Linked DNA regions of Mus musculus: all the other regions are linked to region 1. A link is a loop called in an ENCODE intact Hi-C map of the cell type or tissue named here. Cell type or tissue: heart. All regions are shown on one strand.

Region 1 (8,000 bases):
CACTACTAGTCTATGAAATCTCCTGAAGGCTAAGATGAAGATGAGTCAAATCTCCATTACCGACTACACTCAGATGCCCAGGACCCTCAACTGTCTACTACCATTTTGATTTTCTCCTTAGAATGACCCACAGGAAGGAGAGACGGGGCACACAAGATTCATTTTAAGGTTCTTTTCTTTGAAGAGAAAATAGACTGATTTCAACAAACAATGGATTCAAACCATATAAAACAGCAAAACCCGATTCTTTCGAGACAAAACGACTAAGAAACCTGCTCTAGAACATATCTCAGCATCAGAGGCTACAATACTCATCTGTGCTTGTGGGCATGCGCAGAGCTACTGACCTCGCTCCCGGGAAGTGAAGAACAGGAGTTCCTGCGCACAGCTGGTCTTACCTAGAGAATAGAGAGAAATACTGTTAAAATCCCTCTGCCTGCCACCAGCCCACAGGAACTCTTTTTTTTTCTCTAACATACTTTGTATCTTTCTCCACAGGCGAGGATGGGCAGAGTCTGACTAACTTTGGTTTATGCTCTGTGTACACTGGTATTTCTTTGGGTCAAGTATCTCCTGAAATAGCTATGTTAGCATTTTATAGCATTCGAAGAAGTATATTTCTGAGCATTTGGGGATGATACAGAAAAAGCACTTAGCCACAAATGGATGGTAAGCACAGTGAAAACTCACTGGTTTTCTCAAATAGACAAGGGAGTGGGAGATTTTCTTAAAAAAAATTGTCATTTTAAAACACCATCTTAACCCCAACACAATGAATTCTGGTTTCTTCTGTTATTATTATTATTATTAATTATTTTCTTTTTCTGTAGAAGTAATAAGTCGGTAACATCAACCAGGCTACTTGTGTGCATCCTTGTGAGCATACATAACCCTGTACCTTGGGATGCCCGTGACCTTCACAACTTTGGAACATAGAGACTGTTGATAGAGATGGGCTAAAGCCTCCCACCATGGGAAGGAATGGATCAAACCCAGACCCCCATTGATTTTCAAATATGATCCAGGAGTCTCATCAAGAATCTTGTTTAATATGATAATTGACTGCTTGCTTCCCCTGTGGGGACAACACTCAGATGTTACTGACAGTCCAAAGATTGAGTTTGTCTAATGGGAACCACTGGTTCTCATAGGCGTCCCAAAGATCACTGAAGATGAAATAATACACTGAGTCTCAAAAGAGTGTTTAAAAGTGAACTTATGAGCCTGTTGGTGGCTTATTATCTGCCCTTGGCCAAGCTGAATGCCTCTGGAAGCATGGCATGGTTTGGAGTCTCTTGTATGTTTTTATGGCAGGTAGCACAACCTACAGAGAACCTCATGCTGAAACCCCAGGCTGAGTATTCAGTAGTTTCCCCAAAAGCACAGACCAGGGAGATTCAGTCAGGATGTCTCCTCTGCTTGCTACTATCTAGCGTTTCCCAGCTTTCTGTAACTTATCAAGCTTAATGCATGCCTCCACCCCCAATGCCCCAGCATATGTGTACAGGCAGTCCCAAAGGCGCAGCTCTTGTGCTGACGTGCAAAGCCAACTCAGAACCCTGTGCTTGGCTCTCCCTCCTAACTTTTCTGGCTTGTCTGAGTCTAAATATTGACTTTGCTCCTCCGTTGAGTAGTTTGATATGGGATGGAAACCCCACGGCCAACAGTGGAATCAAATGTTATATATACATTTTTTACACAGTCTTGCCTTCCTTCCACTTTTTTGGGGGTGGGTGTGAGTGTGGATCTCTTCTGTGTCTCTCCCCCTACCCCCTGGCTGTGAACCTAGCTGAACACTTAAGTTGAGGTGTGTGCAAGCCCCTCACAAGGCAGCGTGTATTGTTGGCACAGCAACTCACAACAGACTCCCTAGACACAGGGCTAGGGGGGAGGGGAGGGAGAGGGGCGTCATCGTGCATCCAAAGACACTGCTTGGGGCAGGGCAAACACCCAAGGGCTCAGAGCACCCTGCTTCTCGCGTCCCAAGTTCCCCACCAGAGTCCTTCGAGGAAAAGGCGCCTTTCCCCGGGGGCGCGGCAGCACCCGGCCCTGGTGCAACCGGACTGCTAAGGTGCCTGTTGTACGTGTTGTCTGCCGCTACAAGTTAGGGGTGCGGCCGGGGCGGGTGCTCTTCCACATCTCTTCAGCTCACTCCTCTGGGAGGGGACTGTCCCCCCGCATCCCTTCAGCTCACTCTCGCAAACGTTGCTGGGGGAGGGTGGGAACATGGGCCGGGGTCCCCACCTGCCACCCGCGAGGCAATCGGGAGCTGGTGAGGGTGCTCCGCTGCTCACTGGGACACTCAGCACGACACAGCCACCTACCCTGCAGCCGAGCGAGACCTGGCTCCCTCCGCCGCTCAGCAGCGGCCCCCGCCGCGCGCGCTCGCGGGGACGCCGGGACCCTGCGCACCGCGCGCCACCCGCCCGGCGTGGCACAAAGGCAGCATGGCCCAGCCGCACCCGGCCGCGTCCGCGTCCCGGCGCAGGCCACGGGACTCGTCCCCAGGTCGCTGTCGCCGCCAGCCCTGCCCTCCTCCCGCCCCCTTTCCTGGCCAGGCGGGGCACCGGGCGGAACCCTGCGCCCGGGCACGGAGCGAGCAAAGCGGTGGCGGCCTCCGATCGCTCTCTCTCTCTCCACCGTGACGTGAGCAGCCTTGGCGGCTATTTATAACCACACGATTGGATTTCATTCATGAAACCAGGGCCTGGTGTGTCTGAGCTGTGGGACGCGAGGTGGCGAAGGTGCTGCGGCTGCACGCACACCGGAGGGGCCTGGGCTCCAGGGCCGGGATCAGCGTGCGTCCCGCTACCCCGGGGACCCGGCCTTAAGCCAAGCGGAGATCAGAGCAGGGCAGGGTGTGTGCGAGCTGTCCCCGCGCCCCCTCCCCGCAGCATCCCACCCACTCCCGAACATCCGCTGGCCCTCAGTCCTGGGCTCAGGAAAAGTAAGTTGGGCCACTAACCGGCTGGGCAGCATAGCTTTCTTCCCCCTAGGAACTGACCGGCCGCGGACTCCGAGGGAGGACATTGGCTTTTGTTTCAAAACCGAGCCCAGCTGCTGACTAAGCGCTGCGCTGGCCCAGCCTCCTCCCCTGGGCGCTGCACGTGCGGGCTGGCTCTCCCCCTCCTGGTCACCTTCCCCTGCACCGGGCTCAAGGGGTCCCGGCAGGGGGCGGGGGGGGGGGACGCCCAGCTTTTCCCCCCACCCGGTCCTCCCCACCCCCACCTCCCACCCCGAAATCAGCTGTTTTAGAGAGGCTGGGGGGCGGGGGGGGGGAGCTGAAACTGATTTCGGCCTCTTCTGGGTCTGCAGGAAATCTTGGAAGGGAAAACCAGTTTCGGGGACACTGTGGACTTTCAAGCCGATTGTGAGTTCTGGGGGCAGAGTTCTGGTTACTTTTCACGGATCCGCAGAAGAACTGCCTAGGTGCCTAGGGGTGTCTGGCATCACGCGATGCTCTAAGGAGGTGACAGGGAACTGCAACTAACTTGGCTCCTGTCCGCAGGGAACTTTCAGTCCGCCTTCTCAACTGCCTGTTAGACTGGGCTGTGTAATCCGCTCACTCTAGTCCTGCAACGAGACGAGACAGCTGGCGGATTAGGATGTGAATGCCTTCAACTAGGGATGTGCTACGTTTATAAAACCCTTCTAAAGGCTGACATGGAGCACACAAAAAATGGCCACGCTACATCCTTGGCCTCCATCAGTTCTTAGCTAAGGCCTTGCCAGCATCTCGAAAGGGTGGGAAAGATAGATAGCCGTATTTTACTGTGAGGACGGTTACTTAGGGCTATCCTTCAACTTCCCTTAAAAAAATGAATAGCAAACAAAACCCTCTCTCACAGTAACGCCTCCGTCCCTCCTTTTCAGGAAACCACATTTGGTTTTCTTAGATGGACTTCTCTTCCTCCCCAGGATCTCTGGTTTCCAGTCTCTTTGGCAATTTCCTGCCCCTCCCTTAGATCCTCCCATAGCTGGTCTCCAACTCTCGCTATGTTGCCAAGGCTGGCCTTGAACTCCTGCAACCTCGGCCTTGCAGGTTTGTACCACCAACAGGCTAAGCAAACGAAATGTTTTTAAATAAGAAAATGTTGTGCAGGCAACCTGCGGTATTTAAGCAATCCTTAATGTACTGTTGTGGTTGGAGATGGGGTCATCAAGGCCATAACCTTTTGATGCTAGCAAGAGAAGGAAGGAAGAAGTCAAATTCCCGTGTCTGAGGAGTTCAAGGTGGATCGTGACTGAATATGGTCATTTGCTTGGCAAGGGGTAGACTCCCCTCAGCCTGCTTTAAAAGGACACCATGTTGAAAGACTCAATCAATAGATACTCTCTCCAGGAATATATTAGGGAAAGTTAATTAACCCCGTTGTTGCTAACTAGCTACTTCTCGGCAAGTCAGTTCTTTTCAAACTACCTTGGGGCACCGAGGAATAGAACAGTAACTAAGAAATGGGAACTTAGAAACTAAGAAATATGTATTGTGGCCCCAAGTGCAGCGGGGAATGGCTTTCCTCTCTTTTTTTTCCTTAAGATTATTATACCACCACAACTGATGAGGCAGGCCATTGGAACCATTTTACAGATGGGGTAACTGAGGCAAGGGCAATTTGCATTTTTTCAGTATTGTTAGTGGTTGACTTTTGTGCCCCAGGGTCATCGAGGGCTGGCTTTATTTTATCACTAACCTTTGTTGTAACATCCGGTCCCCTTCAGGTGTCTTTCACTTCCTCAGTCACACATTCAAAAGATGAACCTGCCATAACTTTCGAAAAATGCCAGGCATAATGGCATGCCCCTGTGGTTCCCCCACACTGCCAGAGGTAGAGACAGCAGGATGCCTGGGGCTCACTGGTTCTAAAGCCTCTCTGATTCAGTGGCCCCTAGTTCCTGTGGGGGAGGGGGGAAGGGACAGATCCTAAGGAACAACCCCAAGGTTGACCTCTGAACTCCACAAGTACGTGCACAGGCGAGTGCCACCCTTTACCACCCCTCCCCCCACATGGCAGCATATGCACACACCTGCACATATTTCTGAAGCATCAGAGAGGTTGTAAGAGTAGAAAGACACCTAGTACTGTGCATACTCTTGGGGTGCCTGACCATCTCCTGAGCCCCCCCCCCCCCCCCCGACCATCCTTGTAGAGTGGATAAGGAATGCCTACTAGCCATTTTGCTACCATTTTTGACCTCATGGCATACCTAAACTTGAGGGGGAACTGATCTGGAGAACTTCCAGGAAAATAAATTGCTACTAATGGAGATTTCAGAGACAGCAGAAGAAAAAAAAAAATTACTGGAACTTTGTACCAAGCAAGGACAGGGATGTCAAGAAGACACTGCCATCGACATGCGGGGCCCATGGTGCCCCAAACTTCACACACGGGACCTCTGATTCATGAAGGTGGGAGGAGTGGGCATACAGCATGGACCGTGACCGCCGGCAGAAAAGAGGGGATAAAAGCAAAGCGGATAGCGCAGCTTCACGCAAGAGCTCAGCTGTGCTCCAGCCCACCAAAGAACCAGCCTTCCTGCTCGCTAACACAATCTGCATCATTCACCTGAGATATACAAGGACTGGAGGCCTCACTGGGAATTAGCCAACATTTCTCTCTCAACACAAATTTTCTTGCACAATGGTGATGTTAAACTTGTTATGGTAGGTATTTTAACCAATGATGTTGCCCTTCACACACACACACACATACACACACACACAGCCAAAATAAATAAAATAAAATAAAATAAAATAAAAACACCCCCTCCACCAACACCAAATCAAAACAACACCAACAACCAAAACCATCCCAGACTGGCCACCTCACACGTGCATGCTGATGCACATACATACACAATAATTATAACTTAAAAATTTAAATACCAGAATTTACATATAGAAGTGTTCTTTAATTACCAATAAACTCACTCACTACTGAGTCCTTGGTGTTTGTAATTCCCCTGAAGCCATTAACTATCACCTTCCTGCCCCCATTTCTAGACTTTTATCCTGGTGAGACCTATTACTGGAAATATCAGTATGTAAATTTTTAGATTGAATTTTTCTCTGCACACACTGCCTTTGAGATCATCTGTAGCAGTAGCTCATTTTTTTTTCGTTGCTAAGTGTCCATTATATGGACCTAGCAGGGTGTGTTCATTCACCCATGGAATGCCATTCAAATATTGTCAATATTTTGCCACAGTGGAAAAACACTCCATAAACATTGGTACACAAATGTTTTGTGTGTGAATGTTTTTTCCTTTATGATGAATGTTCAAGAATGCCAAGTTCCAAATCAAATGCTAACTAAGCTGTTGGACTGTTTAGTTTCAGAGTGATTGCACGTTTCACCTCCCTACCAATAATATTTAGCATCCTCACTTTTTTTTCTTCTTTTGGTTTGTTATTTACAAAATTACTGTTCAACACTAATGAAGAGAACTATCTCACCGTGGCTTTGATTTGCATTTCCCTAATGACCAATTCTGTCAAAACATCTCTTCCTAGGCTAACTGACCACCCTTAACTACTAATCGCTAAAAGAGATGTTCTTGGTTTTTGTTATTTTATAGATAGGTTGTCTTGCTATTGCATATTCTTAATTTTTGTTTTTTTAAATAGTTTTTCCCTTTTAAAAAATTAGATATTTTCTTTATTTACATTTCAAATGTTATCCCCTTTCCTGTTTTCCCCTCTGAAAACCCCTTATCCCATCCTCCCTCATATGCGTGCTTATGTGCAGCTGCCTAGGTGTATGTGCACAGAAGTGCAGGTGCTTGCAGAAGCCACAAGAGGGAGTCAGAGACCAGTAGCTGGAGTTTGAAGGTGGTCGAGAGATGCCAACGTGGGTTCTGGGATCTGATCTCTGATCCTCTGCAAGAGGTGCAAGACTTACAGCTGTCAGCCAACTCTCTAGAACTTATTGTTGAATTAAAAAAAGTTCTGGGGTCATAATCTTCAAATTGCAAATTAAATATGCAGTACCCCCAGGAAAACTCTATCATCAACTTAATTACGAGTGCTCAGTGCTTCTATTGCCTGAAGCTTTTTCCAGTATATCCGTGGTTATGGGAAGTTACTCACATAAAATTCCCACGGAGAGTTTTCTCAGTCATGTGGTGTTAAGTCCTCTTTGGAGCGGTCTATAACCGACAGCCGGAGGAGCCAACGCCCCACCCTCCTGCGCAGGCGCAAAAGACCTCCCCCAGTGATTGATGCAACAGCTGTGGACCAGTGGCTTGGGCCATTGGGGTGTAGCAGAGACAGCTGCCACTTCCCACCCTTTGGTCTGGCATGCCAGATCTAATGCTAGGTTGGTGAATGGATGTCAGGTGCTAGGGAGCCATTTCAGTCATAGGGAGTGGGGACACGAGAAAATAAGCTGGCGGATGGGCCTGCTTTAAAGAACAGCTGCATTTGGTCAAAAGGTTTATTGAAAAGCAGCTGTTGGGTGAGATCGCTGGGGTGACACAGCCGCTGTTGCAATGGCCAAGGACTTTGTGGCACTTAAGGGATGTTGTGGCCAGTGGCACGTGGAGATGCTGCCTCCACCGACTGACTGGCTCCAAAGACCTGTTCCGGGCTCCAGAGCTGGGATAGGGCAGGGCACGGGGTTTAATCAGCCTTCACAAGCAGCTTTGTCTAAGCCACCCTGAATGCCAACCTTTCAGGAGCCATAGGATTGATCTGAACTGCTCCACTCAGAGGCCTTCTCTCTGGTTAGTGACAAGGGACAGAGACATGTGTCTTTGCGCTTCCATAATGCCGTGTGTTGATGGCCAAAAGAGAAAATGACCTCTTGGGACCCTGTTTCTGCAGATACTCCAACGTGGGAGCAACATTTCTACAAGTTGTTCTAGCTAGACAAGCAGGGACAGGTATTTCCCAGCTTCCTTTCTTGGGGGCCATTTCCCCAACTTTTGTATGGTTGATATGTCTGCCATATGAAATGATCCTGTCACTAGCACCATTGTGAGGTTTTGTATGGGGCTGCATT
Region 2 (8,000 bases), 96 kb before region 1:
CTGAATGGCCCTAGCAGAACCCCTGGGACAAAAGGAATTGTTGCTTGGGGGCGGGGGGACGAGGAGGGAGGTGACTAAATAAATTGCAGTAGAAAGATGTATGAGAGGGCTGGAGAGATGGCTCAGCAGTTAAGAGCACTGACTGCTCTTCTGAAGATCCTGAGTTCAAATCCCAGCAACTATGTGGTGGCTCATGACCACCCGTCTGAAGACAGCTACAGTGTACTTAGATATATAGAAATAAATAAATCTTTAGGCCGGAGTGAGCGACCTTCATTCCCAGCAACCATCAGTACAGCTACAGTGTACTTAGATACATAAAATAAATAGATAAATCATTTTTTTAAAAAGGTCGTTAGACTCCCGTATTCCTAAGACATGTGACAGTCCCATTTGGAGAAGGTGTGTATCTTAGGGCACACGTGTCAATGTGTAAAACCACAATAGTGTGGTTTTGTAGGTATCTGAGGCTTAGTACCAAGGTGGGATGGAAATAGGGCTAGACATAGCAGTGGGCATCCTGGTGACTTTCTTTGCTCTCCGACCCGTTTTCTGCTTCTGTTTCTATGCTTTAAATGAACTCACTTGATGGGGCTGTTACAGACCAGGATAGCATTTCAAAGCCTGTTCTCACAGGGCACAGAGAGAAGGCAGTGGAAGGGTCTTCTTTTACCCTGAGGTTAAGGGACAACGTTGGCCTCAGGAACTTGGGGCCAGAAAGGAACCTTCTTGTAGCTCAATGCTAAAAGCAACTCCTGGGAAACCAGTAACCCCACCTGTCCCCAGATGACCTGGGTTAGCCCTGCTTTTCCCTTATGAGCAGCGGCTGCCACATGTTTTTTCGAGTTTTTTTTTTTTTTTTCTTTTTCTTTGGTCAAACATGCTCCAAACGCTCTATAAAGGTGTCTGTCCTCAAGGGGTGGGGTTCCCCTTTGTCCTACTAAGGCAGACGCCTTCTCTCGGGGGTAAGGGTAGTCTGTACTATCCACTTGGCTGGGTAGCCTGTCCCGTTACTGTTGAAGAAACTGTCAAGCAACCGATTTCTCACTGAGAAAGAACACAATTATTGTTAAGATTTTTTTGTCTGGGGCTGATGATATACTCGGGGGGCTACCCCCCTTTTTTGGCTTTGCATGTATGTGCATGCATATATGTTCAAATGTATGCGAGGGAGCTCATGCAGGTCTACAATTGATGTTGGGTGTCTTTCTCCATCTCCACTTTACTTATTAAAGGCAACGTCTCAGTTGAACCCGGGGAGCTGGAATTGAGCTAGTCTTAGACGGGCATCTCCTGTCTGGGCCTCCTGAGTTCTGGGACATAAGTGGCTGCTGTGCCTGCCCAGCTTTTGTGTGAATCCTGGTCCTCACATTTGCATGCGATGCTAATTTCTGTTGTTCTGATAAAACATTACCAAGTCAACTTACAGAAGCATTTATTTGGGCTGATAGTTCCAGAGGGTCAAAATGTCAGGGACAGCACAGCTGAGGACTCGAATCTTAAACAGCAAGCACAAAGCAGAGATAGCAAACTAGAAGTGGGAAGGGTCTTTATTTTTTTAAATTTATTTATTCCTAATATATCAGCCCCCTCTCCTCCCAGTACCCTCTCAAATGGATCACCCCTTCCCTTCCCCCCTTCTCCTTTGGGAAGGGGAGAGTCCCCTCTGAGTGGCACCCTCACCTCCCTCCCCTGACCCCCCAGCATATCAAGCAGGACTGGGCGCATCCTCTCCCACTGATGCCAGGCAGGCAGCCCAGTTAGGAGGACAGGATCCACAGGCAGGCAGGCAACAGATTCAGGGACAGTCCCTGCTCCAGTTGTTGGGGGACCGGCATGAAGACCAAGTTGCACATCTGCTACATAGTTGCAGGGGGTTTAAGTGCAGCCCATGTTCCTCTTTGGAGCCCTCAAGCGTTCAGGTTAGTTGACTCTGTTGGTCTTCCTGCCGAGTCCTTGGCTTCTCCAGGTCCTCAATCCTTCCCCCAACTCTTCCATAAGACTCCGGAGAGCTCCATCTAACGTTTGGCTGTGGGTCTCAGCATCTGTTTCCATTGGCTGCTGGGTGAAGCCTCTCTGAGGACAGTTATGCTAGGTTCCTTGTCTGAAGATATAACAGAGTATCATTAATGGTGTCAGGGATTGGTGCTTGCCCATGAGATGGGTCTCCAATTTGGGCCAGTCATTGGTTGGCGATTCAAAGATCTGTAAATGCTCAAAGCCCACCTCTGATAAAGTCATTTCTCCTGTGAGGCTGTGCCACTTAAACTTCCTCCAAACAGTGCTACCAAGTTGAGACTAAGGGTTCTATGGGGGACATTTGTCATTTAAACCACCACACATAGAAAGCACCTTGTCTACTGAGTCAATTCACCAGAGATAGAGAGATGGGAGGAGGGAGGAAGGAGGGACAGGGAGGGGAAGGGAAGGGGAAAGGAAGGAGGGAGGGGGAATGGAGGAAGGGAGGGAGGGAAGGAGAGAGAGAGATAGAGAGAGAGAGAGAGAGAAGGCAAGGAGCCTATATTTATTTATACTCACTCCTCCGGTCATGCTGACCTGAAATGGGAACTGAGTGGAAACCATGAGACAAATATATAAACTAAGTGGCTTAGGCTCAAACTTCTCTGACCCCCAACAGCACATAAATCACAGACCTCAGCTGACTGACTCAGCAGGTCTGCTCGAGGCCTGAGAGCCAGGACTTGAGGCAAGCTTTCTGCTCCTCAGAACACGCTTTGGGGAAGTGAGGAATTAGGAGATGGGGGCGGGGAGGGGCATAGTAGAAACTTCCGGGTAATGGACCATCCATTGCTGGCCCATCTGTTTCCAGCCAGTAACATTTGGAAAGCTATGGGACATGGTGGAAAGAGATGAGGATTTTTCGTGGTGTCTGTCTGCATGGCTGAATCTCAAAGAGCCGTTATTGATCTTGGACAAGATAGAAGGCTTGGAAGGGTTTGGTTCCACTTGTTCAGCTTTGTCTTCAGCCTAGGGGCGATGCGCCTCATCTGTGCTTAAGATGTGTATAGACTGTCAGTGTAGAAATGGCTCCTAACCAACCCTTCTGGCTAGGCTGAGGGATGCCTTGTCAGAAGTAGCAAGGCTTGCAGGACCAGATCTGTAGCTGGAGTCAGGCTCAACACTGGATCCTCTGCGTATTTATTCCCTGACCCTTGCTCAGAAGAAGGTTGGTTTTCTAGTCCCATACTCTTTGATATTTAAAGTCAGGATGATCAACCTGCAGTATCTTCACTATCCGGTCCTGGAAGTTGTCTTCCTCTCCATCCCGGCCTTCCAAAATGTAGGTTTTAGTAGGTTCCAAATGTGGGCATGTGAGAAGCACTACCCTTCACGGGTGCCAAGCAGATCATTGAAATGAATGCTTGGGTGGTGAGTTCCGAGTATACCATAAATATTAACTCTATCCTCCACCAGAGAGGGCACTACATACACTTCTCTTGCCTTATCTGAATCAAAAACACCCTCTGGTATTCATGATGGTGACAGGCACCCTATCATGTAAGTTTTCACTCCATCTGGCCAGCTGGAAGGTCACTAGATGCTCTTTCTCAGGCTCAGTAGACACACAGGCATAGCCAACCTTTTGCTTCCACACCAGGACACTTTTGGTTACAAAGTTCACACTCAAGAACTATGGAGTTGGGGGCTGGAGAGATGGCTCAGTGGTTAAGAGCACTGATTGCTCTTCCGAAGGTCCTGAGTTCCAATCCCAGCAACCACATGGTGGCTCACAACCATCTGTAATGAGATCTGATGCCTTCTTCTGGTGTGTCTGAAGACAGCTTCCGTGTACTTACATATAATAAAAAAATTTAAAAAAAGAAGAACTATGCAATTGAGAAACTAGAAAAAGTTACACACACAAAAATTTCAATATTTTAAGTAACTTTTAAATGTTGCCTTGGACTGGGGATTGGACTTGTGTATTTTATTGCAAAACCCACCTCCTTTCCAGGACACCCCACATGTTTTTGAGTAAATAAAGTCCCTGGGGAGAGGCACTCATTGCAGAGGCTTCAAGGCCTAAACAGATTCCATTTCTGACCCACAGTGAGTATTTCCAGAGTTGGGAGCTGACCAGAGCAGACTTGACCAATAGTCTGTGGAGTGTTACTCCCCAGTGTTGGGAGCTGATGGTCTTCTGGGAATGTGTGGAAGAGTGTCTCCATTTGCTATGGGTTCCTCTCGAAACTCATCTTGGAACATCTTTTTGTTGTTGTTGTTTCTTTTGTTTTTGTTTTTTTCCCAGACAGGGTTTCTCTGTGTAGCCCTGGCTGTCCTGGAACTCACTCTGTAGACCAGGCTGGCCTCAAACTCAGAAATCCACCTGCCTCTGCCTTCCAAATGCTGGGAATAAAGGTGTGTGCTACCACTGCTCGGTTATGGAATGTCTTGCTTTCCAAGGAAACATAGCAGGGGGACCCAGTATCCCGCACTCCCTAGCCCCGTGTGATGCCCAAACCAGGGCAGACTCCTCAGTAAATAAACAGAAGCGCTCAGGCATGCAAGCCAGTGGCATCAAAGCTGCAGTGCACCGAGAACACTGGAATGAACATCAGAGAGTGCAGACAACCCTGGAAAAAGCTTTCCCTCTTGTGATTCCCAAGAAGGCAAGGCGACTCTGGCAGATCTGCTCTCATACCAGCAGGGGGCGACAAGGACTCCACAGACACCAAGGGAGTCCTTGAGTGTGGCTTCTCAGGGGACAGTGATCTCAGCTAGCCAAGGGGCTTGCAGGGAGAAGGACCTTCAGGATTACTTAAGGAGGGACTTTCCTGCAGGTAGATTACTTGTGTAAACAGTTTTTCTTAAAAAGAAAATACCACAGACTCCTGGGCCGCCCCTTCTCGTCAATGATTCTGACTTGGGGAATCTGTAGTTTTCAACATTCCTTGGGTGACTCTAATTTTGAAAGGTTTAGAGGGAGTGACATCTTGCTTCCTCAGAAACGATCAGAAACGAGGACAGAGGCTGTGACCTTTAGTGACCATTTTTTGGAAGACTCAAAGTCATCACGGTCTGGCTTTCATAGCTTACTTCCCAGTAGTCCCTAGGGACAGGGATAGTGTGATGCCTGGGGCCGTGACTGGACCTTCTTTCTGCCCCTAGTAAGGCAGGGTTCGAACGCCCCTGACTAACATCCCACAGACCTAGTCGAGCTGCTTATCCATCTCAACTGGGAGCCTGGGTTATCTCACTCTATGCTACATGCTTTGATGACCTCATAATTCACACAGCGTGGTTTTGGGTGGAAATGAGACCAGCTTCTCTCTTGCTCATTGTGCCTGGAGCCTGGGACCGTTATACAAAGCCAAATCCAAGTGTCTTTGGGTGAAGGAAACTGACTCAGCCCAGGAGAGATGCTCTGTAAGAGGTGGTATCAAACGAACTCTACTACATTTTATCCAGGGAAGATACAGGTCTCTGAAGCTGGGCTCCATGCTGCATTGCTGTGAGGCCTCTTTCTGAACTCGGTGTACCAAACTGCACCCAAAACAGAGAAGCCAGGCCCCACTTAGCTCACATTTTCTTTTTACTACTGGTGCCTGCGGGCTCTGTGGCGCCGCCTCGTGGCTGGAGGGTATAATAGCACGATCGGACCTTCGGCTTAAACTGCTTATTCGGATATCATGAGCACACATCTTGTCTACGTTTCCCTATTTGTTTCTGTGTCCCAGGCCGAAAAGCTGTGAGCAACCAGATTTACAGGCTCAGGATTGTATCCGGGAGGAGGAGCCTGAGTAACTTTCTCCCACCCTCGGTCACCGTGATGGACGGCTTTGATCTCTCTGCCTCTGATCCTGATCTCTGAGCCCCCAGCCTGTTCTGTGTCCTACAGGCTCAAATTGATAACCCAAGTGAGTGGCGGGTTCCAGGATGAAGGTCCCTTCCGCTATTCTAATTTTTGCATTTACAACCCAGACACTGGAGGGCAAGGCAGGAGGTTTTCTGTAGTTAACCTCTTTCAAACAGCCTTCAAAATGGGTGAGTAAAGAAATATCCAACACCAACTGGCGTGTGGGAACTCTCCAAATCTGCCAAGCCCATGTGGGCCTGACTTAAGGCTCATCTCCTGGTAACTGCAGATGCAGTGAACTTTGGATGACTCCAGAATCCCATCCCGGGTTAAACTTTAGCCAGCCGTCAGGGTGGTAATTCGATGCACCCTCTGTTAAAAGGACCCTGAAACCTAACGCAGAGCCTCTGCGTACAGCGATAAGAGGCTTTGGAGGTGAGAGGGAAGGCATGTAGGCAAAGGATTCCAGTTGACAAGAGGAGTGCTTATCAGTAAGGAGAAGGGCACCAGGGTAGATTGCACTCAGAAATACCTGAAATTGTGTGACACAAGCCAAAGAAACTAGCCTTGAACTCAGAAGCCCTGAGCTGGCTCTGTCTAGCCTGGGGGTGGGGGAGGGGAAGTCTATATTTTATATGGATCTTGGGATCCTTGGAAGTCAATGCAGGGGGCACGTGGTGGTGGTGGTGGGGACAAGTCCCTAAGTTAGTTCAGGGCCCCACCTTGATACTAATCCTTTGAGTTAGAGAGTCTCCCTGGGTCTGCTCTCTCTAACACAAAGCTTGAGAGTGAGTTTTAGTTTTTAGACAGACTTGATTTCTAATCCTAACTCAGCCACTTTCTGTCTTAGTTAGGATTTTACAGCTGTGACCAGACACTATGACCGAGGTAATGCTTATAAAAACAACATTTACTTGGGGCTGGCTTACAGGTTCAGAGGTTCAGTTTATTATCATCCAGGCAGGCATGGTACAGGAGGAGCTGAGAGTTCTATTCTACATCTTCATCTGCAGGTTGCTAGGAGAATACTGGCTTTCAGGCAGCTAGGATGAGGGTCTTAAAGCCCATGCCCACAGAGATACACTTCCACCAACAGGCCACGCCCATTTCATCAGGCTACACCCACTCCAACAAGGCCACACCTCCAAACAGTGCCCCTCCTTGGGCCAAGCCTAGTCAAACCACTACACTTACTAATGCATGGGCCTTGCCTGTTATTTTACTCATTGTGATTCAGTACGGGACTCAAGTCAAGGGACAAAGGACTTGCTTTTTTCATGGGTTCCGGGGTCAAGCCCATGGTAGCTTGATCTCTTGGGCTCTGTAGAGCATCCTGATGGTAGGAGCCTGAGGTGATGGATAGCAAGCAAGGAGAATGTGTGCAGGCCCCAAGGCCATGCCCCTAGTGACTTACTTCTGCCTGACCCTCAGTTCTTTTCACACATCTCAACATTACCTCCAAACATCCGGGATCAATCCATTCTCTAGTCCAGAGCCCTCAGGACCCCTCTCGGACACCCCCAGAAGTGTGCTTCATTAACCCCCAGGTGGTTCTGTTGCTTGAGCCAATCAATTTGACGATCAAAATCACCCAGTGTTCTTGGGTAATTACCCACAGTGCTAGTATGAAGGTATTCCAGGTAGGAGGGCTGTCAGGACAGTTCTGGACTCTTGGAAAGAGAGGAACAAAGGATGCTTTGTGCTAGGGGAATGGCTAAGAGTCAGCTTGCTACCCCCCCCCCCCCACACACACACATCTTACCCTTCCAATCCCCTACTTGCCACCCTGGCTCATACTTTGCCTGCTCCACCAAACGGTTGGCTGCCTGAATGTTGCTTGTTTTCTTTAAGGATTTATTTACTTATTATATGTAAGTACACTGTACCTGTCTTCAGGCACACCAGAAGAGGGCGTCAGATCTCGTTATGGATGGTTATGAGTCACCATGTGGTTGCTGGGATTTGAACTGAGACCTTCAGAACAGCAGTCAGTGCTCCTAACGGCCAAGTCATCTCTACAGCCCTTCTTGTAACTTTGACCTAGACAGTGCATCTGGCTCTCCTTGTGCTTCCTCCAGGCAGAGGAGGGGCTGAGAATCCCCAGGTCAACTGATACTCTAGGAGGAGGCAAGGAGCAGGGTGAGAGAGGGCTCTACCATGGTCTACTCTAGGACAGCATCGT
Region 3 (8,000 bases), 50 kb before region 1:
ACAGTTAAAATAATATTTGAAACCAGGGCTGGATATTAAACCCATCTATATGAGTCATGCAGACAGCCTGCTAAGCCCCCCACATTCCAGCCCCAACACTGTCACGAGGCTCTTTTTCACATCTCACTGTGGAATCTGGATGCGCCCAGGATCCTCCGTGAAGTGTGTCCCCCCCCACCCAGCCCCACAGAGATGGTCACCCAGAGTAGTTCAGTCCTTGAATTCCCAACATGCCGGAACTATTTCTGCTCTCGAGAAATAGTTGCAAGATGAGAGGAAACGATAAAGACTACCTTTCACCCACTTAATAAAACACAAAAGGCGAAGATGACCCGACCCAATGAGAGAAGCAAACAGCTGGTGAGGAGGTCCACGGTATTTGCCGCAAGGCGCCAGCAAATACAAAGAAGGATGTCGGCCCTTCTTGCCCACGCACACAGATCCAAAGCACAACCCCTTTCTTATCTGCTTCCAAACAGAGACAAAACCTGACTTGGCAGGACTTTGGACTTTTTTTTTTTTTTCTTTTTCAAAACTAGGTGTAAAGAAAGCGAAGTAGATTGAGGGCCGATAAGGTCAGACAATACTGGAAGCGGCCCCCTCCCAAGTTACAGGTGATCCACAACGGTCCGTGGGAAAAAGAATCAAGAAAGGAAAGTCTTCCGCTGAAAACCGAAGACAGGAGCTTCTATTTGGACACTATAAGCTATCGGTCTAGAAGTCAAAGAATGTTGTGTAAGACAGGCTGTTCAGATATGGTGCTTGATGGTGGGTGGCAGGCAAGGGTACGTTAAAATGTGCTGACTGACGATTCTTTTTTAATATTATTATTTTTTTTTTTTAAGAACAGCCAGGCAGGGGAATTGAGAACAAGAAAGGTTATTCTCAGGGAGTCGAGGCTTTCTTACTAATAGACTCATGGCTTTATGAGATGTTAATTTATGGCCTTTGTAGTTTATGTAATGGGAAGAATCAAGTCTATGAATTAAAAACCTTCTTAAATCATTAATGAGCCCTTCTTCCTACATATCAATGGGGGCCAACAAATATATGCAGGCAGTCGTAAAAGTTCTAAAAATAATCATTTGCGATGCAGGGCTCGGCGGGGTACTTTCATTAAAAGTGATTTTCAAGTTGAGTCTTTCCGTGTGTGTATTTGCCCACGCCGGGGGAGTGGGGGTGGGTGGGGGGACTGCACTAGACATAGCAAACGCAAAAGTCCTAAGAATAAGATGTTCTCAAATTACACAAGGAAAGCCAGGACTCAACGCAGATTAATGTATTGCTCTGCATGTTTAGGATAATCTCAAGTATCCTAATTGAGTAAATAAAGATGGTATCAATGGTTTCTGGATGCCAATATGTGCAGAAATACATGTAAATATATAAATGGAAAGGAGAGGCAGCTTGTCTTTGACATTCTGATTTAACTACTCAGTCTTACTTCCAATCAGCATAAATAACAGTATCCAGTAACATGGAGAATGTTTTGAATATTAGAAAAAAACTTAAAAAAAAAACAGGCTTAGCTTTCTGTTATTCATCTTCCTGTTTATGTCGGGTATCTAATGAAGTCTGGTTTTGTCCTGGATCATAAAATAAAGTCACCACAGAATATTCAGCATACTGAGAATAACGTGTGGTTCAGCATCTCAGACACAGAATAAAGCAAATGCATCCATTGTCAAAATTGAGGGATCCTTTGTGTGTGTGTGTGTATGTGTGTGTGTGTGTGTGTGTGTGTATGTATCTATCTATCTATCTGTTGTGTATTTATTATAATTGGAGCCATCAATTTCCACGTTAGGGCATGCAGCTGTGAGGAGAGTCATCCTAAGAACTTCATTTCTGTGGCAGACATGTAACTAAACATCAACTCTACCACCTCATTTTCATGAGGTAGCAAAGTGAGGTTTTGAGATCCCAGCTGGCTTGGTTGCCAAGGTAACCGTAAGACCACTCATGCCATGAAACACATAGGAGTTACTATCCAGATGACCCAACAGTCAAGCTCAGACAGGACCTGGAGTGGGGGTGGGGGATGGGATGGTAGCAGACAGATGGAATCTTCTGATAGCAGCACAATTCTGCAACACAATGCAGGTCCAGAGGCACCAGTGTCTTACCATGTCACTCTGGCATCTAAATGTATGAAATCTGTGGGGGAACTGGGGAGAAGATCCAGTGTTCTGAAGATATGTTGCCTCAAAATTGAAGAGTAATTTGAATAGGGAACAACACTATCATTGATGTTAAATTAAAATAACCCAGTGAATCAAAATTTTTATGTGTATTTTAGGATAAAGTTTTTCTTTTCTCTTTTCTTCTTGCCTGACTGCTATATGAAATCTATTCCCATTATTTCACACTGAAGTCAGTTAAAAGCGAGATTAAGCTTTAACTACTCACTCGCTTGTGTTTAACCCAAGTTGATCTAAATACAAACACGGGGTGTGTGCTCTCAGCAGAATTTTCTCGGAAGGTCTTCTTGTCCAATGGACAAATTCCAACAGAGGCTGAGAATAGAGGTCAGGCAGATGGGGCTGTGGACAGAGATGCCTCTAGCGCCTCTTCCCAAAAAACCCCTCTCCTAACTGGCAATATGTCAGCATTCTCTGTGGTCTAAGCACCCACTGAAGTCAAGTCACTATTTAGATAATACCATTTATTCCTTCGAGATTCCCAGTCCCCTCCCCCATTTTTTTTAACCTAGTTCAAGAAGGCAGGAGATGGGCAGCTAAGAATATTTCCAGTTTTGGGCAGGATTCCAAGGAGTTTAGAGATATGCATTCCTGCATGGGGGCTGCACAGTGTCTGACATAAACCCGTATTTTAAAATGCCTCCCTACAGAAGATAAAGAGGAGAGAGAGAGCTTCTAGAAGTTCTGTCTCCGTGACTCTGTTACTGTTTTGTTCTGTTTTGTTTTGTTTCAGTTTGGAGAGTGGGTTTAAAAATAATTGCGGAGGGTGTGAGGTTCGCAGACTTGGCGGAGTGGGTTGTCTGGAAATGACCTCAGGGTCTATTTCAGTTATAGAAAGAATGGTAGGACTTAAATGGAATTCTCCAGCTTACCTGGGGTTGGAAACCCCGGGAATTCGTAGACAAAGCCCTGGGTGTACTGAGCTTTAAACTCCCAAATTTGAGTAGTGAGAAGATGCGGGGGGGGGGGGGTTCAATATGTATTGTATGATTTCTATTTTGAAAATTATGACTGGGATAAGTGGGCTTATTAAACAAAGTCAGAAACACACACACACTCAGAGGGTAGGAATACATCCTTCTGTTCATTGGCACACTGAATGTGTGTGTGTGGTGTGTGTGTGTGTGTGTGTGTATTGGTGTGTTTAAGGGGAAAAAAAAAACAATTTCTTGTTCCTAAAAAAGAAATATCAGCATATTTCTCTTGGGCACTAGCACATCCAATAATGTCCACAAGGTAATATTGTGATTGTTTTCATTCCAAATTGGTCTGAAGTCAATGTTAGAGCGATCGGGTGTGTCTAGCCTCAGAAAAGAGAGATGGGAATGGGAGAGGGACCAAGTTACTGAAGACTGTAGGGGCTGAGGTCAACCTTGGTTGTCTCTGTTTGTACATTAAATAAATCCATATATAACGTTTCCCCAGTTTTCCTTTGGGGGAAACACTGCTAGAGATTCCTGGGGAAAGTGTGCAAGCATGTAAAGCCCGGGCTAATCTTTGTTGAAGAATTAAAGAAATCCGAGGAAAGCTACCCTTTCCACATGCCTTGTCTGGAGCCAGACTCAACAGCAGACTCAAAAGCTGCTTTTATAAGTATAGGGAAGTGGTGGGAACAGACTGGAGAAGCTACCAGAAGCTTAAAGGCAGTGGCTGTTAGGAATGCAATTTCTAAGTCCTTTCCTATCACAGAGGGCTCCCCATCTCTGGTGGGCCCATCAGCCTTGTCACAGGTGTCACGCTGAGGGGACTCTGGGCCTGGGTTTCCTTATCCAGTTAAGTGAAAGAAAACTCCCCCCGTCCCCCAACGTCTTTTATCTAAAAACATCATGTCAGACCTATTTGACAGGTAAGGCAAACAAAAGCACTTTCCTCCAGGCATCCAGGATGTAGGGAGTCAGTAGGGTGGCCACATGCCCTTCTCCAGTGTGCTCAGCTCAGGGTGGATCTTGTGCAAGACTAACATTCAAACTTTAGAAGAAGCCCCATGCCGTATTTTCCTAAGTTCTGTATTGGACATCCATCTTCTCATTGTCTATATATTTTCTTGAGACTTTTTACTCTGTGTTCAGTATAAGCTACCATTGCTTCTACCTACTTAACATTTCTAGGAGGGACCTCCTCCCCACCCCCGTGACCTTTACACAGGTAGGGGTCATAGTCATAGCCAAACAGGCTTTCTTTGCCAGGATATAGGAATCTGCCTCTATCCAAGATTGAAGCAAGGAGATCCTGACTTCCACTCATGGGCCTTTGAGCTCCTGTTCCCCACCGATAACTGAGGTAGGTTCTTTCCAGCAAAATTTCCGAACCATTCACATTGACCACACACCTCTCATGCATTATACTTTGACAGTGTTATGCAAACAGACACATTTTTGGGACAGCGCAGGGAACATGGTGGAGGGTTTGGAGCATGTGGCCCTGGGTTTTAGTAGGGGTGCAGCCTGGGTATATGAGATGCGGAGGGAGTTGTCAGAGATGGTGCACACGACGGGGCTGGAGATGGATGGCTGAGGAAGCTTGAACTCATGGAGGATGGACAGGCCTGTTGGGGGGGCGGGGGGAGCGCCTGGTTGGGGGATCTGGGGAGAGCAGGGCTGAACCATGCAGGGCCCCAGATGTGAGCGGAGAAATCAAGCCAATACTTTACCAAGAGCAGTGAAGCTTCTTTAAGTACAGATGTTATGTGGGGGAAACTGTCAAAACATCCTGAAATATATCCAGATTTGGGAGCAATTAGCATGCGTGGACTACTTCTTCTTCCGAGACTGTCAATGCAGTTTTACCAGGACGTGACTGTTGTTAAATTGGCTCCCTCCACCCAACAGAAATTTGGCTAAAACAAGGCATGCTCTTAAGAGTGGGCAAGTAGCATCCATAGCCCACCAGTGTTACCAGGGACTGCAGACAACGGTAGAGTTTCAAAGATGGCCAGTTCCTCCACCCTCGTACACATGGTACATCAGTCAATGGCCATACCAACCAAAGTGACCACTATTATCACAGTTAATCTTGATCACGACTGAGGATTTAGAACAGCCTGCAGCACACACCTTTAGCTGTGCCAAATGTAATTGAGGAAAATACGTAATAAAAATAAATAAATAAATGGTAAAAAAAAAATAAAGAGTAGGTCTCTGAGTTTAATTCGGGGAAGGCCCACCCTGAATATGGATGGGGACTGGGGCCCCAAACCAAATAAACCAGAGAAAACGAGCTGAACACCAGCATTCATCTCTGTCACCTGACTGTAGACATTCTTGTCGCCACAGTTTGAGCTGCCGCAAAGCTGCCACGGTGGACTGTGTCTCCAGACTGTGAGCCCAAACAGGCCCTTCCTCTGTTAAGTTAGTTTCTGTCAGTAGTTTTGTCGATGCAGAGAGAAAGAGGCGAATGCAGCTACCATCGATCAGACCCCTGTCCCCTCGCCCCCACGACTTGTTCTACAGAGGTGGTCTTACACTTCACGCAGTCATTACCAGAAGCAGAATGAGTGAAAAACCCATCAGCCTATTACAACAAATGGTCTCAGCAGCTTCACTTAATGCCTGGCCGACAGACCAAAACAACCAAACCAAACCAAACCAAACCAAACCAAACCAAACCAAACCAAACCAAACCAAACCAAAATCCCCCTTGATTGGCAGGGGGAGGGAAGCCTAAGCAATGGCGTCTCCCAACCCCCAACTGTTTTGCTCTCCGGTCTCCTTTTCTGTTCCTCAAAGCTAAAACCCAGAGAAGCATGCTTCCTGTGCCGGGCGGAAAGGTCAGCAGCAGATCCAGGAAGTCCTCTGTGTCCTTGGCTGTGCTGGTGGGAAGTGTCTGGGATTAACGGCCAGAACTCTTAGGAGGTGAAACTGTCAACCAGCCACCTTTTCTGAGCATTGATACAAAAGCGAGATTTTTGCCTCGGTTTCTCAGCAATCCTCTTGAGTCTGTGAGGTCCACGGGGCTTGCTTGGTGCCTCATCCTGTGTCCGTGGGCAGTTATCTCACCATCCCTTCCATACATAGCAGTGGGTGACAGCCCACTGCATACCAGGCTCTCTTGGAGACATTGGGGACAACTGTCCTGGCTGTCTATCTTCTATCTATCTATCTATCTATCTATCTATCTATCTATCTATCTATCTATCTATCTATTTATTTCATGGATAGGCACAGCTAGAAACAGAGAACTGGATGCTAGGTAAAGAGCCAATCAGAGCATGGAACAGAGAAAAGGGGGCGGGGGCAGAGCTGCTCAAGGTGAGATCTTTGGGGAGGGTCTCTCTGGGGTTGATGGTCCAGAAATAACTGAAGGAAGGGAGGGGCCACACATGCCGCTGTGGGTACAGAAGAGTTCAAAGCCACAGCTAGGGCAAAGATGAGGCCCCAAGGCAGGATACTCCCCTGAGGAAAGAGACACATTGCTAGTGTACAGTGGGGAGGAGGAAGACAGAGAGGAAGCAGACCACAGAGAGGCTGAGGTGGGAGGACTCTTAGGGGTGGGTGGCTTTGACTTTTGCGGAGTTGGTGGAGTATACTTTCTAGTTGAATGAGCTAATCTCATTGTTAGGATAGTTATCTGATTAAACAGGTGATGGAGTGCCCAAGGGCCAGGGGTCAGGAAGGGAAAGTACAAGGAAAAATCAGGGGACTGGAGAAGAGGCAGAACCCAAGGTCGGTGGTGACATCCTTGCTTGGCCTTGGGAGGAGAACACAGTGCAGGTGATATGGGGGACTGCAGAAGGTTGTGCCGACATGGCTTGCATGGTCAGGTCCAGGATGGGGCCAAGTGGCACAAAAATATGCCTGGCTTTTACTCAGCAGGCTTACCATAGCACTGTTATAATGTGTGCTGCTAACTGTTCACAGTGCAAGGAGCTAGCCCATTTTCAGGATTCCCCACACCGTGTTTACTAGATTGATTTTTTTTATCTCATTAAAAGGCCTGTGAGGTACCCAAGAACACATTACTACGGGTACACAGATGTCTGCAGACGTTGAGTCTAAAAGAAATGAAACTAGGCTAATGAAGTCAGGCAGGGGATCGGCTGGAGTTTTTGTAAGGAATGAGAACAGAATGTGAGTCGCTACAATTTGTCAGATTATTGTTCCTGGAAGCCCGCCATGGGATGTCTTGGGGACATGAGCAGAGGTTAGCCAGTTAATACGCTTTCTTAAAAATTACTTGAATTCGTCTGATAAATCCGTTGGCTGCTTTCCTAACTCCGGAGGAACAATGGCTGCTTCCAGGAGTGAGATTCTCTCCAGAAGCCAAAGAAATACAAAGAAAGGGAGCAGGTTGTTTTTTGGATTAATTTTAGATTACAACTAGATTAAGGCTCAGGGATGCCCTCAATTACAAAGACTGTCTTGCTTTTAAACACACACAAACACACATACACATACATCATTACAGACAGACCATCTTGCTTTTAAACACACACAAACACACATACACATACATTACAGACAGACCATCTTGCTTTTAAACACACATATTCAAACACACACACCACAGGCAGACATACAACACACACAGACAGGCACACACACATATACCACATGTAGACAGCCAGAGAGACAGACACACAAAAACCACACATACCACAGACAGGCACACACAAATATACACAACCACATGCCACACACACACACACACACACAAAACATACACAGACATAGGCACACACTCAGACACAGACACACACACACATACAAGTAGATGAGTCTGAAGCCAGTGCAGTAGATTTAAGAGACAATTTCCTATTTTCTCTATTTTATTTCTCTTCCTACAGCCTAGACATGTGTCCTT
Region 4 (8,000 bases), 65 kb before region 1:
CTGGGTTTAATGCCTGAAGAGTAACACACTCGTTTAGATCTATGACTTCAGTATAGTGGAGAATTTTATTTTATTTTTCTAATTGTGATGTTTCAAATCCTTTCTTTTAAACTGGGGAAGAAACACGAATAGAAGGGAATTTTATTTCTAGGTAGGTAATTTGTGTGTACGGGGGCAGAGAAATCAATCTTATACCTGAAGTCATCACTAGAAGGTATAGTATATATGTATATGTGTGTGTGTTTATGTGTATGTATATATGTATGTGTGTATGTGTGTGTTTATGTGTATGTATATATGTATGTGTGTGTTTATGTGTATGTATATATGTATGTATGTGTGTGTGTTTATGTGTATGTATATATGTATGTATGTGTTTATGTGTATGTGTATGTGTGTGTTTATGTGTATGTATATATGTATGTGTGTGTGTGTGCTTATGTGTATGTATATATGTATGTGTGTATGTGTGTGTTTATGTGTATGTATATATGTATGTGTGTGTATGTGTGTGTTTATGTGTATGTGTATATATGTGTGTGTGTATGTGTGTGTACATGTATGTGTGTGTGTATGTATATGTATGTGTGTGTACATGTATGTGTATATGTATGTGTGTGTATATGTATGTGTGTGTGTATGTGTGTGTATATGTAAGAAGCCAACTTTGAATAGGAAGGCTTGTTCTCTAACTCATTTTATCAGCTCAGTTCTTCAGCCAGTTCTTACTGAAAGCCAATGTGCATAGACAATTCTCCCAGTGCAGGAGGAAGGCCAGCAAATATGACAGTGTGTCTCTACTTTCCCTGGAAACAAGCGAGTACAGGGGATTAGCACCTGGACTGCTAACTGACATCTCTAGGGAAGCACAAGTCTGAATGTTTTCAAATGAGGGATTTAAATGCATATATTCCACCCAGACCTGCTCCTTTTTACCAATCTATAAGCTATAGAAAAGACTCCTGAGGTTAAGTCAGATCCCAACCCCCCACTGCTTGAAATGAACTTGACAGTGTCAGAACATTTTCAAAAATAGTTTAAAGAGAAAGGAGACTTCTCAAAACCAAATATGTGATGCTCACTGCGCGCCACCCAGTGTTCAGATTTTGTGGTCTGCCTAAGACTCAGCATGCGTGCGGTGTGTACCTCCAAAGCCAGGCTGGGCATTGATGTTTTCATTGCCTAGCAGGGCCTATCGCAGAGGAGCATAGGAGATACTTGTGTCCAGTTTGGGCTGACGGAAGGGGCTGGCTTTGACAGCCGCCAGCATGCCTATTCTATTCAGATGTAAATCAGAGTCTGACCCTCAGCAAGCTTAGTTTTGCTTAGGTGTCATTTCAATCAGTGTGGCTATTGGACACAAAAGTCACCGGACTTACCTACGAGAGCAACCAAGTGTGTCAGGCAAAATCTGTTTGCCAAGGCAATTAACTCCAGGGGGTCCAGGTCCAAGTTGGGTGACAACTGCTTGGTGTAGAGGTATTCCAACACCGCCTGCATCGACATCTTGTTTATATTTGGGAGGTGAACCTGCAACAGTGTAAAGAAGGCTCAGTGCTGCTACGAGAACTGGGGGCTCGTACAGGACATGGGGGAACTGAGGGCTCAAATGGGACGTGGGAGACCTGGGGGGTTCATACGGGGCATGGGGGCTGCACACCTTCAGGCTAAGGGTCTTAGAAACATCCCAACCACATGACCTAGCACCTGGCAACTGCAGGCACACCGTTCTGAGGCTGTGCAGAGAGCGCCTGCCGTTAGTATTTATGGCTGTAAACATTAACAGTTTGATTTGTAGGTGACAAAGAGTGTTGCTACCTGTCAGAGCCCGGAGCGGAGTTTTTTAAATGGCTATCTGGGCATATAAATCAGACAAACGGGTCGTAAATGTGTTATTACATTATTGGCCCTCCCTGTCAAGAAGCTGAGGGTACTCTGTTGTGGAGGGAGACATCTGGCAATGTGACAGACGTGAGTTGCTGCTAGCCACGTGGTTGCAGACATGACAGAATCCCACTCTCAGGTGGCCAAACAGGCAGAATGACCACACCAGCTGCCACGGTGACAGGCTGGGTTCCAGCAACCCATCAGCATCTCTCAGTACTTTGTCTATACTTCAGTTCTTTCTCCCACAACCACAGGAGCCCAGAACTACACATATATCATTGGGTCTCAGCAGACCCAGAGTAGCCAAAGGCCTCTGCTGTGGTACATGTGGGGACTCTGTTTTAGTTGGGTGCAGGGCATGACCCCTTGCAAAAGCCTCTTTCCGGGGTGTCTAGAGCTATTGTTATATAACACGTTACACTTTCAAGGAATGACCTGAGGTTTAAGTCCTAGATGGAGGAGGTGGGGGATCTGTTTCAGTTCTTCACTAACTCCATGTGGTGGTTTAAATAAAAGTCACCTCCATAGGCCCGTGAGGAGTGGCACACTAGGAGGTGTGGCTTTCCTGGAGGAAGTGTTGTCACTGTGGGTGGGCTTTGAGATTTAGGAGCTCAAGCCAGTCCTAATATCGCTCTCTGTTCCTGTTGCCTGAGGATCCAGATGTAGAATTATCGTTTCTTTTTCCAGCACCAGGTCTGTCTGGATGCTGCCACCATGACACATCTCTGAAGTGCAAGCCAGCCCCAATTAAATGTTTCCTTTATAAAGAATTGCCTTGGTCATGGTCATGGGGTCTCTTCACAGCAACAAAACCCTAAGACACTCCACGAGGCGGGGACGGACACGGTATAGAATGGCGTCCTTGTTTTTCTGACTGGAGTGTTACTTTAATAGAAGCTTTTGTGCGCAGCTTTCCACACACCCTGTCTAATTTGATCCTTCCATCTGTCCCAGGAAGAAGAGACTATTAATTTTGCTATTTAATGGACAAGGACACAGCAGTCAAGGAGGCTGAGTTTCATGTCCAAGGTTGGAGGGTTTGTCAGCAGGGACTGGGACTTGAGCCCAAGGAGTGCATTTCTGAAGTTCCTAGGCTGAAATGCTTTGTAGACTGGGTCCTTATGGCAACACTTTGGTTGCAGAGCAAGAAAGCCTCTAATTTCATAAATAGTTCTGCGAGCTAGAGTTCCAGTTTGAAAGATTGAACCATTATAGACTTCTTAACTATGGCAGTTAACAAAACAGAATAAAGCATATAAAATACATCACCCCTCAAAAATACGTACGTACGTACGTACGTATGTATGTATGTATGTATGTATGTATGTATGTATAGTGTGTGGTTGCATCTCTCTATATTCATGATTATATCTGTGCCTTTCCTATACACACTCATGTAAAGAGGGGCTGCTGAGGATGACCCTGTACACACACACACACACACACACACACACACACACACACACACACATTTTATGTGAGCTCGAGGGTGAGTTCACTGAGGCCAGGCTTTGGAATCTCTAAAATTGCCTTAGAACAAAGCTATTGCCACTGTTGATGTTATTCTCGTGGGCAGTCAGTCACCAGCCATGTCCGAGAAGGAATACACTTCCAGGTATAGTTATTTCTGTAACATGTCATGGGGAAGATTTGGAACGAGCTCTTAGAAACAGTAGGCAGTGTTTTATCCCCTGCTCTCAGACACAGACGTGGAAAACAATGATTCCCTGAATAAGCTCCTGGGTCATTAGCACCAACTGTCATTTCAAGTCCTTGGTCTGACCCCTGTGATGACGGAATGTGAGGAGTCAAAGCTGATATTATAATCCTAGACTAGCGCGGAGCTAAGATGGCCACTTGCTGCTGACAGCTCCACCTCTCCTGTCCCTTCAGTTTCCAGGACAGACTGGAACAACACATACTGGTTCACCTGTCCCCTGCAGATGTCGTAACACCCCTCATTCCCTGTAGCTGTCACACTGGCAATAAGCTCTATCATTGTGCATCTTAACTGGGCACACTGTGTGTTTGCTTATACACACGTATATACATAAAGGTATATGCATTCGTACTGTGCTGGTAACAGATCGACAGGAGCCACAGCATAAACGCGTGGCGAGCGCTCATCTCTAGAACAGTGTTTGGGTTCCTGGGGATTCCTTTAGGTACTTGAGTGCTAAGGTGCACAACTTTCAAATTTAACCCATTCATAGTAAAAGCATTCACGTTTTACAAAAACGCTAAGAGCTTTAATTGCAGATGTTGGGCAGAGAGTGTCTGCTGTCTCAGCTGTTGATGGGGGGGTTCTTTTCTTTCAGAAATGGAGGTGTGCAGTGTGTCTTTGAAGGGACAGGGTAAGAGTATGTAGGCTGGCCCAGAAGTATGTCATGAAGTGTGCCTGTGGGCACACGGGTTAAGTACCCTGTGGTGGCCCTTATCCATGCTAACGTTACTTCTTCACTGAGGCCAGGCTCTGGAATCTCTAAAATTGCCTTAGCTGTGTTTGCTAACTAAGAGCACTTTTGGACAAAAAGACCACTGAAAATACAGATTTGATAGGCATTTCCTAAGTAGAAAGGAGTTGATTCTGGGAACAGGGAATGAGAGTCTAGTGAGCACTGCCCTGGTCCCCTGCATCCTCAGAACTGCTCTGATGTGTGTAATCTCCAGCAACCACCTGTTTCCCTTTCGATGGTATGATGTCAACACCTTTGAAGTGATGACTCATACTGGCAGGTCTTCTTAGGGACCCTTAGGAGTCACTAGGAATGAGAAACACCAAACCCTTTCATAACATGTGTTTCCACCTCGCAGCTGATTGCTTATTAAACAAAACAAAACAAATCCTGTTTCTGTGATCTCCACGCTTATAATTAGCTATGTAACAATAGGGAGGACCTGCTCATAGTCCTTGAAAACAACCCGTACAGAGCCACAAGAGATGGGACATAGCTGTCCACACCCTACCTACCCAAGGCAACACCACAAAACAGTGATGCGACCAAAACACAAAAGAACTGCACCCTCATCGGGACCCTGTGTTCCTCTTCAGTTGGTTTAACATTGGCATTGCGAAGACTGGGGCTGTCATTACAGACATTCTCACATAGAATGAGTAAGTATTCCAGAGCTAGCCCACTGCTTACTGTAACCCGGCATGCATTTGAAATGGATGGCTTGCTGGGTCCCTCAGTGGGAAGGAATGAGGCTTACTGCTACACTAAAACTAATGAAGGAAAAACAAAAAGGTAAAAAAAGGTAAAAAAAAAAAAAAACCAAAACAAACAAACAAAAAAAACCAACTAACCAACCAACCAACCAAAAAAAAAAAAAAAAAAAAACCCAAACAAAACCAAAAAATGGTAAAATAGAAATGTCTTCTATATTAAGGGATAAAATGGAAAGTGGCTCTCGTGGCACGCTGTCCTCTTTTCTACATATGTGTGTATAAAGTTCCTCTCTGGACCCTGAAAAAAAAAAAAGAAGTGGGCTGACTTTCAGCGGGTAAGTCAGACTTCCCCAGGACAAAACAGACTTAAAATGATGATCTAGAATAACTGGGAAGATGGTTTCCACAATCAAGAGCACCGGCTGCTCTAAACAGAGGACCGGAGTTCGATTGCCAGCACCCACACAACGGCTGGCACCAGTCTGCAACTCCAGTCCTACGGGATCTAACCTAGACATCCCATGCAGGTAAAACAGCCATATACAAAAAAGGTGAAAATAAATCTAGAAAAAAAAATAAAGAAACCTTTAAAAGGTGACTTAGAAAGGCTAATGTCCAATAATAAGTATAGAGCCAAGTCCTTCCTGGAAGACGTGGTGAGCATTTCACTTCACGCGTGAGACTCAGTTCTCTGTGTAACCAAGGCTGCCTCCCTGTCTTTGATTAGAAGATGAGCTGGCAGCTTCTCCAGAGCCCATTACAGGAGGAGCCCCCTTACCCCACAGTGAGAGAACTTAAGGGTAGTGACAACATTTGCTGGGCACTGCATATGCTCCAGGCATGGCATGCACACTTCCATGTTTAGCCTGCTCTTGGGAGCACTCTCTCTTGCCATTCTTGTCTAATAGATGAAGGAGGTTTAGAGAAGGCTGGCTGCTGGCCCAGGTCACAGTCACACTGAGATAAAAAGTCCATGAACACCTCTTATGGTCTCTTAGAAACAGTGAAAAGAGGCAGGGTTGGGGTGGGGTGGAAATGTCAATGGTGTTGTTAGGGATCATGAGATTTTGGTGACATGGGGTTGTGATCTGCCCCCCCCCCCCATGTACCCTCCCCCCCTGCCCAGGGGCAGTAATCTCTGCCCTGTGCTAAGTTTTAGCTTCAATCCTCAGAGGGGAGAGTGAGGGCTGAGTCCTTCTAGAACCCCGTTGAACAGGTGGCTGCTTTTCCTGCCTGGGCCACTCACCACATAAGGCATGTGTGCACTCCCATGTGTGCTGCTAGGTTTTGCTTTGGTCACCTCCACTGCACATGCTAATCTGGAGCGATTAGAGTCCCTTCTGTGAGGGATAAAGGGGATTAGCGTCCCTCTCCTTGGGTCAGCGCAGACACTGTTGCTCTGTGACTGGGGTCTTGACCTTGATCATCAGGCTTTACTTAGCAAAACAACACCGTAAGCTGGTGTGGAGGGGCTAGAAGGATAAGGGGCCTACATCAGAAAATGCCAGTCACCTCAGGTTAGGTGGAGGGGGAGGTACCCCAATCTTTCCTGTAAGAAGGCTAGACTCCAGTCAGCATCCATGCTGACCAAGACTATGGTGAATAGCATGGACTAAGTGCTCAGGAATTACTTGGGGGGGGAGGTCACAGGGCCCCTTCTCTGGGTAGCTTCCATGCAATTGAATACCCATACCTTGGAGCACACATGAGGGAGACTTAGCAAAAGCTGCAGGGCTGTTTTCTGGGGTCTGATTCGGCAGCAGCTGTGGTTTGTTCTGGAAAAAGGAAGAGGATGGCCCAGTGACCTTCTCAGCTTCCGCCATTCCTGGCTTGTGACTCTAGGATTCTGTTTCCCTACTTGGAGAGGGAAATGTGGGCTCCTGGGGTACTGCGGGAGTCCTCCATGCTCCCCCCAGGAGCACCCCTTTTAAAAAGTTAGCCTTTGTTTTCAGTATTCCTTTTGAAAAGTTGGAAGAGATGCTGAAATAAGCAGCCCAGCCCTTAAGGACAATAAACTTGATGGGGTGTCCCCTGGGTTAGTGTGTGTGTGTGTGTGTGTGTGTGTGTGTATGTGTGTGTGTGTGTGTGTGTGTGTGTGTGTGTGTGCGCGCGCGCGTGCGTGGGAAGATGCTAAGGAATACTGCAAGACTCAACAGAAGTCCTCGCCCCACCTATACTTTGTTAGAAGTGTTTGAATGGAATTATTATTTTTTTCCAGCAGTGTTTGTAGAAAGATGAAGACAGTGTTTTTTTTTTTGTTTTTGTTTTTGTTTTTTTTTTTTGTTTTTTTTACAAGAATCCCTGAGACAATCTAAAAAAGTCTTTTTTGGGGGGAGGGGGTAGGACCAATCTGCTTTTGCTGGACCCGTGCACTTTGAAAAGGGTGTCCAGTGCAGTGAACACTCACCCGTTTCCTTACACACACACACACATGCACATACACTCAGACACACTCACATACATAAACCCTACTCCTAGCCCACCAGCAAGGTGGAAAAATTCGGGTTTAGCCTCCAGGGCTGTGGCTCACCACTGGACCTCAGGGATCACTAGGTGTATGGGCCAGGTTGCAGACGACATGCCCAAGGCTGAAAGACTGGGTTGGGGAAGGTCTCCTGCCTGGTTAAGGATGATGCTGGTCCTCCATTGACTAAGGATATGTTTACTTCCCCAGACTTCTAGAAGACAGGCTCTTATACTTGCTTTTGATAGTATCTCGTCTGTGGCCGTGAGCTAGGAAGTATGACTGGCCACGACTCTTTAGCAGAAGAAAGGTGTGACAATGCACCCTGGTGCTCTCATGTGAGTGGCCGACCACCTACCATCCCTCATGACTGCAGACACAGCAAGTGTCTACACAGCAAGTCTTGAGCTGAAGAGCAGCCCGCAGAACTCTTTCATGAAAGCTGGCAAAGGGGAACCATCTGGGCTACTTAAAACCTGG

What was found. Hi-C counts contacts between places; a loop is a spot of excess contacts. Peaks named below come from ENCODE experiments on the same cell type or tissue, not always from the same donor. Only the 100,000 strongest peaks of a DNase experiment are listed, where the experiment ranks them.
Region 2: it touches region 1 in a loop (4-fold over the local background); 6 of 42 quality-filtered maps call a loop at or near these places.
Region 3: a loop joins it to region 1, with 5 times the contacts of the local background. A loop is called at or near these places in 9 of 42 quality-filtered maps.
Region 4: a loop joins it to region 1, with 4 times the contacts of the local background. A loop is called at or near these places in 4 of 42 quality-filtered maps.

The regions. Positions count from the first base shown.
Region 1 is chr10:69,207,700-69,215,699 of GRCm38, reverse strand. A930033H14Rik (RIKEN cDNA A930033H14 gene) reads left to right here and starts at 2,602. Exons shown (of 2, transcript NM_001331193.1): 1 at 2,602-2,947; 2 at 3,316-5,938. The coding sequence starts at 2,695. The coding sequence ends at 3,374. Rhobtb1 (Rho-related BTB domain containing 1) reads right to left here and starts at 2,506. Exons shown (of 11, transcript NM_001252637.1): 1 at 2,325-2,506; 2 at 348-398. In heart, CTCF peaks have their summits at 3,124 and 6,795 (motif pointing right); DNase peaks (open chromatin) are centred at 2,559, 3,029, 3,919, 7,199 and 2 weaker places; H3K4me3 peaks cover 3,146 bases; H3K27ac peaks cover 3,200 bases.
Region 2 is chr10:69,303,990-69,311,989 of GRCm38, reverse strand. No RefSeq gene overlaps it. Among named protein-coding and RNA genes, the nearest start is that of Gm40685, 4.1 kb to the left of the region's middle. In heart, CTCF peaks have their summits at 3,644, 3,846, 4,671 (motif pointing right) and 5,598 (motif pointing left); DNase peaks (open chromatin) are centred at 2,739 and 4,609.
Region 3 is chr10:69,258,097-69,266,096 of GRCm38, reverse strand. The region is part of intron 4 of Rhobtb1 (Rho-related BTB domain containing 1); the gene reads right to left. Among named protein-coding and RNA genes, the nearest start is that of Rhobtb1, 49 kb to the right of the region's middle. In heart, no CTCF peak of the experiment used is centred here; DNase peaks (open chromatin) are centred at 405, 5,956, 6,736 and 7,306; H3K27ac peaks cover 5,209 bases.
Region 4 is chr10:69,272,875-69,280,874 of GRCm38, reverse strand. It overlaps Rhobtb1 (Rho-related BTB domain containing 1), which reads right to left. Exons shown (of 11, transcript NM_001252637.1): 8 at 1,380-1,530. Among named protein-coding and RNA genes, the nearest start is that of Gm40685, 35 kb to the left of the region's middle. In heart, no CTCF peak of the experiment used is centred here; DNase peaks (open chromatin) are centred at 3,744, 4,594 and 5,974; H3K27ac peaks cover 2,018 bases.